Linked DNA regions of Homo sapiens: region 1 is linked to region 2. Evidence: chromatin loops called from intact Hi-C (ENCODE). Cell type or tissue: heart right ventricle. All regions are shown on one strand. Links, peaks and the distances in the headings refer to the core of each region. The heading gives the core; the rest is flanking DNA.

The links. Peaks named below come from ENCODE experiments on the same cell type or tissue, not always from the same donor. Only the 100,000 strongest peaks of a DNase experiment are listed, where the experiment ranks them.
Region 1: a loop joins it to region 2, with 2.3 times the contacts of the local background. A loop is called at or near these places in 4 of 110 quality-filtered maps.

The regions. Positions count from the first base shown.
Region 1 is chr6:168,449,860-168,455,232 of GRCh38, forward strand. The region is part of intron 1 of SMOC2 (SPARC related modular calcium binding 2); the gene reads left to right. Among named protein-coding and RNA genes, the nearest start is that of SMOC2, 11 kb to the left of the region's middle. RefSeq lists an enhancer at 4,830-5,331. In heart right ventricle, for the core only: a CTCF peak has its summit at 2,161 (motif pointing right); a DNase peak (open chromatin) is centred at 3,012; H3K27ac peaks cover 2,904 bases; H3K27me3 peaks cover 3,084 bases.
Region 2 is chr6:168,631,761-168,637,133 of GRCh38, forward strand. The region is part of intron 9 of SMOC2 (SPARC related modular calcium binding 2); the gene reads left to right. Among named protein-coding and RNA genes, the nearest start is that of SMOC2, 190 kb to the left of the region's middle. In heart right ventricle, for the core only: no CTCF peak of the experiment used is centred there; no DNase peak of the experiment used is centred there; H3K27ac peaks cover 647 bases.

The DNA of each region.
Region 1 (5,373 bases), core at 242-5,241, 180 kb before region 2:
TTAGAGGGACAGTCATATTCTTCACTGTGAAATGGCCGCATCAAAGAAGAAGCAGTTAGCAGCCTATCAAATCCCATTCCGACCCTGGTCAGGACTGTGCCCTGTGGTCCTACATTCCCAAGGACAGTGAGTTTCAATCAGGATCCTGTCATTGCTGCTTCCTTGAGATGTGCTTATCTATCAGGAGGAGGAGGAGAAAGAGAAGAGAGAGAAGAGAAAAAAGAAAAGGAAGGAGAGAGAAAAGATGAAGGTAGCTTTTACTGGTGAATCAATCTGGATAATATGACATTACGGCCCTTTCAAAGACAGTCTAGGCCTCTGTCTTTGGAATACAAATGTACATAAAGTTTTGAACACTGAGCAAGAAAGATAATGTGAGCATTCTGGTGGCCTGCTGTCATGCCAGTCACCATAGAGCGAAATTTGTTCTAAGGAGAATTCCTCTTGGATCCTATATAAGAAGTTGTCAACTAGGAATGCTGAAAGGGTTTGTGTTTGAATGAAGGCTGAGAGTTGTGTAATCTTTAAACATTTATCTCTTAATGAATCAACAGGAACGGACATCATCTATTTTCCAGGGCCCCTTATTTAAGTATTTAAACAAGATGCTTAGGTTGTCAGCAGATGGGTCCCCTTCCCAGCCAGTCCTTCTCTTCCCTGTTCCTCTACCCCTTTCTTCTCAGGCCCTGGGTTCTCTCTTCCAGTATTTGGGGTGTTTGTGTAGACTAAATGAGATATTCATGTTGAAGTGCTGGATGCATGTAGTAGATGCTGCTTCCCCAGGATGTAAAAGAATGATCTCGGGCCCTGACACTTTCAGTTCCTTTTCTCCACCGGGTTCTGTTTGGAGCTTTGGTTCATTGATATCCTTTTAAGAATGTGGTCCCAACACCAGATATGGTCTTGCACAAGCATTTGGTCACTTAAACCCGAACGTGACCTTGTGAGGTGGCACTAGTTGGTGATCAGATAATAATCCTAAGTGTCTCCAAATTTAAGATTCTGCTAAACCAGTTTCCACCACTCATTGTTTTTTGAATTTTTTGGCACCCCCACATGATACTTTACGTATTATTTTTATTCAAACTAGATTTTCATCTTGATTCCATTATCCTAGGTTGGAAATACAGCCACCAGTTGATGCAAATGTGTTACAGGATCCTGTTTCTTCCCGTGAATGGGTTGGCCTTAATTCTCCCAAGCAATGGGTGTGGCTAGAGCTCACTCCCTCAGGCTACCTTTCCATTTGCTGCACTGATTTATTCCCCAGGGGAAAGCCCAGGAGAGCTGAATACTGAGCTTTCCCTCCCTCCCTCGGGTCGCCCCTGCCTGCAGCCGGGGTCTTGGAAATCATCAGTAAAATGCTAAATTGAACTCCCGAGTACATGTAACTGGAAATGTTACTCTAAAAGCTTACACTCATCCAATAATTGACACTTTGTGAAGAACGTTGTCCCATGAGCTCTGAATAGTCATAAGAGCATGTTTTCTGCCTCATTCTGCCACATGCGAAGGCTATTTTCTGGAAACATGGACGCCTTCTCCAGAAACAGGATGAAAGCATCTGAAACATGGGATTAAGGTGCCTGTAAGAATAAAAAACCCACTTTACACTCTGTACCCTTCTCTCCTAAAACATGACAGAGCCCTCTCTCTGTGCCCTGCAGACATGATCTCCTGTGTCCTCACAGAATCCCTGCCAGGCAGCTCGCGCTCTCTCTCTGTCTCTCTCTGTCTCTGTCTCTCTCTCTCTCTCTCTCTCTCTCTCTCCCTCCCTCTCTGGGTGTATATTTTCTAGGTTTTTGTAAACATCTTAGGCTAAGGAAACTGAGCAATCTCTCTGACCTGAACATACACGTCCGTTAAGTTCTTTCTTTTTAGGATACGCAGATCTGTGAGTATGCTAATCAGTTCTTCATTCTTAAAAGATTTCTCTTTTGGAGAGAGTTGCCAAAGATAGATCTTTCTTTTCATTTAGAGATAAAACCCAGGTGGAGTCATAACTTCTTTTTTTGTACTCTTGGCATCTCTCCCACCACCTACACCCTGCTGGAAACATCCAGGTGCAATCACCCAGCTGGTGTGAGGGGAAGCCCCTGTCCTTTTTTGGAAGAGGTGGAAGAGGTTGTCTCCCAGGTTCCCTGGTTCCAAGAATCCACCACAGGAGGGAGCCCCAGAATGGCTGAGCTCTGTCTTTTAGGGGAGGGTCGCATGGTGGGGTCTGGGGTTACCACCACCAGCAAAGTTTCTGCCACCTTGCCTGCAAAAATACCCCACGGGCCTGCTGCCCCAAGTGAGTTCAACTTTCCAGCTTTAAAGAATTGGCTCATGATGCAGAATGCTAAATTAGGGAATTAAAAAGCAGGGACATTTTAGCTTGATGTTTCTACTGTCTTTATTTAGAAGTCTGGGATATGCATGTTACATTCAGGATTACTACCCACATATCAGATAAGAGTATCATGTTATTGAAGCAGAATTTTGGTTTTAAAATAACCAGAGTAAGCAGGGGGAGTGTGAGGCGGGCTGCCTGCCTGGGGCCTGGACTGGCTAAATAGGGTGCTATTTTCTTTTTGCTGTGAGGTCAGTCCACTTTGTGAGTCGGGTTTTATTCAAAGCAATCGCTTAACTTATTTTATTTGCTAAATGAATATTATATTTCAGTGTTCTCCAGTAATAGGATTCTCAGACATGTGATTTTCATGAGGGATTTTAACCCAAAAGAACAATAAGTGCAGCAAATCAAAATTTCTGTGCTCAGATATTCAAAACACCACTTGCATTTTTTTGTACCCCAAAATCTGAAGGAAATTTTGAAAAATCATTAGCAGCTGTCATTTAGATTTGTACACCATTCCTAGTCCCTTCCCTCATTTCTACTACCTTTTAATTTCGTTTTGTTTTGTTAAATTCCAAACATATCTGTAGGTTGTCTGGCCAACTTTATTCTAGAAGGCAGCAGGAAGGAGGGCAGCCCGCCAGGCCGAGGCTTTTGTCCTGCTCTGCTCCTGGAGGCTGACACGAGGCTGACTCCCAGGCCACACTCTGTCAATTTCTGGGGCTTCCTCTGGGCTCCACGCAGGACCCCCTTCTCCCAGTGGCTCTGACAGCAGGGGCAGGACGCCCTCCTCCCAGTGGCTCTGACAGCAGGGCCGGGGGCATAGTTCCCTGGAAGTCGGTCTTGGGAGGACACAGCCTCTGTTTCTGCACCAGAGTCCCCAGGGCCTTGGCCGGACACTCAGGGCAATCTGCCCTGAGGAATTCAGGGCAGTGTGGCTTGAATCTGCTGTCCGACGCAGGCAGGTGCAGGCTGTTCTAGAGTGTGCTCAGGGTGGCCTGACAAATGCGGGCGGGGGTGGGGGAGGAACTCGGGACCCAGGGCTGTGCCCCAAGAGGGTGTGGGGCAGCCAGGGGGTGTGGTGGCCTCAAGGCTCCGTCACCCTGCGGCCCTGTCATTTCGGGCTGTGCCTTTGTCTCCGGGTCTCCTCCTCACTCTTCTCAGTCTACCCTGGAGTTCAACAAAAAGGAGAAAAGAATTTCCCTGGCAAAGCCAAGTGGAGAGTTAGAGGCTAGGCTCTCTCTTTCTCTCTGTCTCTGTGTGTCTCTCAGTTCTGTCTCTCAGTTTCTGCCATTCTCTCGCTCTCTTTTTTGTCTCTCTGTCTCTCTCTGTCTCTTTGTCTCTCTCTGTACCTGTCTCTCTGATTCTCTCAGTCTCTGCCATTTGCTCTCTCTCTTTCTGTCTGTCTCTGTTTCTTCCTGTCTCTGTCTCTTTGTCTCTCTCTGTCTCTTTCTCTCTGTCTCTTCCTGTCTCTTTCTGTCTCTGTCTCTCTAATTCTGTCTATTGATCTCTGCCATTCTACATACTACATCTCTGTCTATCTCTGTCTCTCTGTCTCCCTCTTTCTCTGTCTCTCTGATTCTATCTCTTGGTCTCTGTCATTCTCCATCTCTGTCCTCTATCTCTCTCCGTCTCTCTGTTTGTCTCTCATTCTTTCTCTGGATCTCTGCCATTCTCCATCTCTGTCTCTCTATCTCTCTTTCTCTCTGTCTTCCTCTCTCTCTGTCTCTCTGATTCTATCTTTGGTCTCTGCCATTCTCCCTCTCTGTTTTGTCTATCTTTCTTTGCCCCTCTATTTCTGTCTCGATCTCTCTCTGTCCTTGTCTCTGTGTGTCTTCTTTCTGTCCATCTCTGTACTATCTCTGTGTCTCTCTTACTCTATTCATCTATTTCCCTATCTTTATTCATCTCTCTGTCTCTGTTCTCCCAGGCTCCACCCAGTCCATGATGCCTGCAGGGGGTCACTCTGTGTCCTCCTGTGACTCTGCCCTGTGGCCGTCTCTCCTGTTGGGCTGCCTCTGGGCTCTGTGTGTCCCGGCTCCCCCAGGAAGGATGAGGAGGCCCAAGGGCTCTGTGGCTCTGAGAGCTGAGGCATCGCTGAAGTGTTTGTGAAGAAGAATTGAACTAACCTAGAACTAACCTCAGCCGAAATCTAACTGGGCTTTTTTTTTTGGTCACACATTTTCTTCACCCTTTCTTCTTTAGATGCTTTCTGGGTTTTCCAGGTTCATTCAGAACTGAAAATAGCCCCTCGTAACTTCACAGCACGAAACCCAGAGCTCTCAGGACACGTGCCCCCAACTCATCTCCCCATCCTGGGTAGGGCCAGACTGCGGCTCTGACAGGTTCTGCAGATGGGAGGCACCTGGGCAGTGAGACCAGGTGTTTGCAGGTAGACCGTTTGCCCTTCAGCCGGTGCTTGATCAGATTGTTCTTGGGATTTTCTAAACACACATTCTGGGGAACAGAGGAGGCTTTGATGAAGAAAGGGAAAAGAAAACCCACTAAAATATGTGAAAAAAATCATACCACAGCACTCCGGGTGTGTCTTGATTTGGAGGTGAGCTTACAACTTCTCCATGGGACGCATCCTGAAGCTACACCTGTACTGGCCATGTGCTGAAGACGCTGCTGGGGACAGGTTGTGCGTGGCCAGTGTTCCAGCAGATGCTACAGGTGCACATCCTGTGGCCGGGGTCCCTGTGGCCAGGGTCCCGGTTTGAGACCGGATAATAGTGTGGGGCCGAGGGTCGGCGCTGGCCCAAAGGTGGCTCTCAAGATGACTCCAGAGGGTCTTGGTGGCCGGGGTCTCAGATGGGAGCTGTGTGTATTGGGTTCAGGGAGCCCAGGACAGGAGGGGAGGGCTTGTTAGGGGCCCCTGCAGGGTGCCGGGGCGGAGTGAGGACGGGCTGCCATGAAGGGCCTTGGGAGGAACTGGGGCTTTGTCCAAGAACCAGGCCAGCTTGAGGTGCAGCCCAGGGGTGCTGAGGAGAGCCTGGCTCTGACCCTTCAGTTGGCCCCAGAGAGGACCAGGG
Region 2 (5,373 bases), core at 141-5,140:
TGTTTTCTAAGGAGGATGGAGTTTCCCATTACAGCCTTTGATTATGTGTCCAGGTGAGAAGGTGCATGAGGTCTTTCTTCAGGAATTCTCCCTGAAGAGCAGAGTGAAGAGTTCATTTCCTGCACACAGCGGCTGAAAGCTCAGCCTTCCAGACCAGGCTCATGATGATGATGATCTGGAGGAGGACAGGGCTGCTCAACCAGGGATCCGAGCAGACCCTGCATTCCACATGCAATTCCTAAAGATCCAGGCCTATCACAGTCATCACACGTGAGCTCCGTTCCCCTCACTCAGCATTTCCAGACCTGATGCTTTGTGAATATAAAATTGCATAATAATTCCCAAATCTTACAAACATCTTCATCTGAAATTTTGTCAATGACAGGAGGTTTTTGGTCACCTGGTTGATTAATGGTTGGTTGAGTTGGTTAATATTTAATGGCCTAACTCAGGAACATCAGAAGTGACATTCATATTAACCATCCATCTCAACGGCTGGGGCTTCCTTAATTAGATCACTTTGGCCATACGCAATTATAGAACAAGTCATCAGAACATAGTCGTGCCAAGAATCAACAACTTTGCTATCTTTGACAAATTTTTGTGAGATAATTGCCTTTAAAAGTACAAAACCAGAAACCGTGTATGAAAATAATCACTCTCCCCTTATCAAAGGAAGTGCTTTCACTCTGGAGAGTTGATGAAATTATCTAAGCATCTGTTTTTTACTGAATAGTTTCAAATCAGTGATTACCTGATTGTTGAAAACACTGCACCTCCAGTACGTACACAACCCAGGTGCATGACTTTGGCTTCGTTGTATTTCATATTGTAGATGTTGGCTCAATGTTGCAGCCACCATAATTTTGAGCTATGATTTTTTGAAATTTTGCTATCCAGCCTATTATAAGCTATCCTTGTGTTTATGCAATTTCTGTTTGATATACAGATGGTTAATGTCCTTCTTCATCCACAACATTGTAACTGGTTTTGGAAAAGGAGCAGGCTAAGGACAGAATTCTGTGGCTCGTCCTCAGAAGCTCCCAGAGACTGTCATCAGCCCATCCTTTTGATGCCTTTTCCCTAAAGCTATTGAACCAGATGTGAATTCGCTGACCTCTATTCAGAGATGGGGCTCCTGGGGAAGCCTTTTGGGTCCCACCCACCATTCCTCTCAGGTCTGCAGGTGCAGAGCGGCTTCCCCCTTCCCCAGGGGTCCTTGGCTCAGCTCCCAGAAGCCCCAGCTGTCTCTCCAGCTTCAAGCCACAGGAGTTCACTCTCTGTCAAGTGTTGATGAGAAACCAGGTAAACCCAATCTGCACTGCTGTTTGAGGACGTAGGGCTGAGATGACTTCATTTTCCTCCTCTGTGTCTCCTGCCAGGAATGAGTAAGGAGGTGGATAATCTGCAAAATAAACTTCGGAAAATTTGGTGTATTCAGATAATCATTTGAACCTTGAGGAATGTATACATGTAAAATGTTTTGCTATTTGAAAGCTTCAGAAACTGTATCAGACATGCCCCACCTCCCAGAGGTCCTGATCTGCATTTCCCCATTTCTTAATTTCAGTGGACAAATCCCCAGAGCTCTATAGATGGTCCAAGATATGCGGGAGGGGAGCCCAGATGAGGGCAGGGACAAGTAAGTGCTCCCTGCACATGGCTCGCTGCACACCGGCTTTGCCACATGGACTCCAGAGCTGCAAGGAAATAGGCCCTTGGCTCTCATGCACAAAGATTTGAACTATTGTAAAGAAAGAGGAAAATAAAATATGAAAAACTCAATAATTTAAGAATTACCCCAAACAAAAAAAAATACAGAAGCTGTCACAATACAATGCTTGGCCACTTGTCATTGAGGCAGAAGAAGAAGTGAGTCCTCCTTGCAGGAGACACAGAAGGGCCAAGGGCATGGGAAAAAATAACAGAGGTCAGGGTGTGAAAGCAGGAGGGTGTTCTTGGAGCAGAGACACTGTCATTTTGGGTTTAAGTTGAGTTTTTGTATAGAGAGAGTATGTGGTTATGGCACGGTGCTATGGTTTGGCTGTGTCCCCACCCAAATCTCATCTTGAATTGTAGTTCCCATAATCCCCATGTGTCGTGAGAGGGACCTGGTGGGAGATAATTTAATCATGGGGGTGGTTACCCCTACACTGCTCTTCTCATGATAGTGAGTGAGTTCTCAAGAGATCTGGTGGTTTTATAAGGGGATATTCCCCCTTCACTTTGAACTTCTTCTTCCTGATGCCATGTGAAGAAGGACATGTTTGCTTCCCCTTCTGCCATGATTGTAAGTTTCCTGAGGTTTTCCTAGACATGGGGAACCGTGAGTCCATTCAACCTCTTTCCTTTATAAATTGCCCAGTCTTGGGGATGTCTTTATTTAGCAGCGTGAGAACGGACTAATACACACAGGCTTTGCAGTCTGGCTAGGGGATTTCTAGAGCCTGTAGTCTATCATTGAACTGGCTACTTCATGGCTGAGCCTCTGTTTACTCATTAGGAAAAAAGAATGATACTAAGTCCTGAGATTGTTGGGTTATTGTGAGATTTGGATGAGACCGTGTCTGTAACTTTGCATGGCACAGGACTTATTGCATGCGATAATTGTGCATCAAGGGTTGGCTGTAATTAAAATGAGCATATTTATAACCTTCTTATGGGGATATTCTCCCCAGGTGGTCAATAGATTTAAGAGTGGGTCATAGGTCTCAGGATCCTACCACTTCATGCCCAATTCGAGTCTGAAATGAACACCGCAAACAACCCTCACTGAAGAGAACGTTGTTTCAGAATATTAAAAGTTCATGGTCCTGAGAGAGAAGTCCAGCAATTGAGATGGGAGCTAAAACTTTTGCATAGTGCAGCTGGTTTTCCAAGCGCTAGGCTACAAGACCAGAACTTGGCAGACATCTGAGCAACATAATTATTTTGGAGAGTTTCCTATAGGAGAAGCTGTGTTATTTAAATGTTTTCCAGTTACAGAAATGGGCCATCGTAGACACTGTTTCTCTGTGTGAATACAGGGACAGCAAACATTTGGGAGCTCTCAGCCTGATTTCTGATTTCCTTTGACTTTAAAAAATGTGTGTGGCTTTTAGTTACTTTCTAAGCATTATTTCAACATGACTTTATTGTGGTTTCATAAAATGGGCTATATTATATTTGGCTCAAGGAATACATTACTTTCAGAGGCCAGTTTTCAGATGCTCATTTAAACAATGAGTTAGCAGCCTGCATGTCTTCAAGGATGCTTAAGTGACTCCTGATGCCACAGGATGTAGAACACAGCCTTGCTGAAAGGGTCAATAAACAGATCCCCAGGAAGAGCCTTCTCACGCCTCGTGAGCACTTCACGAGTTCTCTCTTATTTCAAACTTCAGAGCTATTTTATGGGGTTGGTCAAAATCCATCAAGAGTTTTATTACACTCTAACTGTGGTTCCTACTCTAGGTGATAAATAATTTAAAAGGCAGGATAAAGGGTGTTCACCAGACGTACGCCGGACATCGAGCAGTTTATCATCTAGCTGTGGAGGTTTAACATGTACTAAGCTGGTGCTAATGCAGAATCCCAAGAGGAAATAAAGAGCGCAGGGAAAAAATAAACCCTCAGATCATTCCATTCTGTGGGGGCAGCTCTTTCAGGGGTCCCGTGGCCCCGCGTGGGGCCACTGAAGCCTCCCTGCCAGCATTTTTATTTCATGTCTATTTTAATTAGCTTTTATGTTTAAGAAACACTTTATTTTTGGAGGAAAGTATTTTTTAGGTTCATCTGTCTAAAGGTCGCTTTGAAAGCATAAATCTTGCTGAGTCAAAAGTTTACTGGGGCTGGGCATGGTGGCTCACGCCTGTAATCCCAGCATTTTGGGAGGCCGAGGTGGGTAGATCACTTGAGGCCAAGAGTTTGAGACTAGCCTGGTCAACACAGTGAAACCCCGTCTCTACTAAAAATACAAAAATTAGCCGGGCGTGGTGGCGGGTGCCTGTAATCCCAGCTACTTGGGAGGCTGAGGCATGAGAACTGCTTGAACCCGGGAGGCAGAGCTTGCAGTGAGCTGAGATCGCACCACTGCACTCCAGCCTGGGCAACAGAACAAGACTCTGTCTCAAAAAAAAAAAAAAAGTTTACTGGTTTAACAAATAGTTTTCTTGGTGAGACTTCTATAGGACTCTCACTTCAGATCATTCCAGGAAGCTTATAAAAATAAACATTTTGCTCACTAATTAATTTATATCCTCCTAATTTGAAAGCAATTTTACATAAAATTGAAATCTGGCAATGAAGGAGGAATAGCATGTCTGTTGTGTGACTGATGAGGACAGCCCCCAGCCTGTGAGAAGTGTCTGCACTCAGAGCTGCTGTCTCCTGCAAAGACTTCTGCCGTGAAAGTTTTCAACCCAGTATGTGATTCAGTGGTTCTAATGCAGGTGTCCTCATTCCTGGGAGTCATTTATCAGCTGCATTCGGTTAAGGATGAGTGGCATGGTGCTCGGCACAGGTGGTCACACCAGCTCATCATGCCAGCACAGTGCACTAAGAACAACATAGACAGACTCTAATGTCTCAGAGCCTGCTTCTTAGGATGGGTCTTCCCATCAGGAGCCATATAGTACAATGTGAACACTTGCAATCAGCCTTCTCCTAAATGTATGCACTTTATTTCCTGATAATATGTGTTGGTTGTAGATGCCAGTGTTGAGGTCAGTGACATGATTAGCTGATCACATGCTTAATAATGTTGTTTTGGATAGGCTTCTATATTTAAACATGTACCAGACAGTAGAGCTAGAAACCTCTGTAGTTATTTCAGGCACACGGGGACTCCCCACGAAGGAGTACACACTCACAACATTGTTGGAAGGACAGAAAGTGATAGCGGTCAAAGCTGCTGCTGGGCTACTGCAGACAAAGGTATCTCTCTGTCACTGTGATCCTGAGATCAGGAATTGGCTCACCTTGCTGTGACTGCTGCGTGAGAACTGCTTGCTGCTCACCCTAAAGAGAGCTGGTGGCCGAGGCTGGTGTTGCAGCTGCCCCTGAGGGCACACATGCCTGGCCCTGGCCATCAGTGGGGAATATGCCTCCTGCCTCCCTCCTCCCGCCTCCCTCCTCCCGCCTCCCTCCTCCCACCTCCCTCCTGCCCGCATCCCTCCTCCCTCCTCCCCCCTCCCCACCTCCCTCTTCCCTCCTCTTTCCTCCCTCCTCCCTCCTGCTTTCCTCCCTCCTCCCGCCTCCCTCACTCATTCCAAGTCCTCTCTGTGCATCCACTCAAGTCAACTCAATCCAGACGTAGATGTGAGGGACACGAGGAAATGGAGTTTGTTTATTTTTTCACTTTTTTGATCTTTCTAACTGAGGTAGTTGGACCAG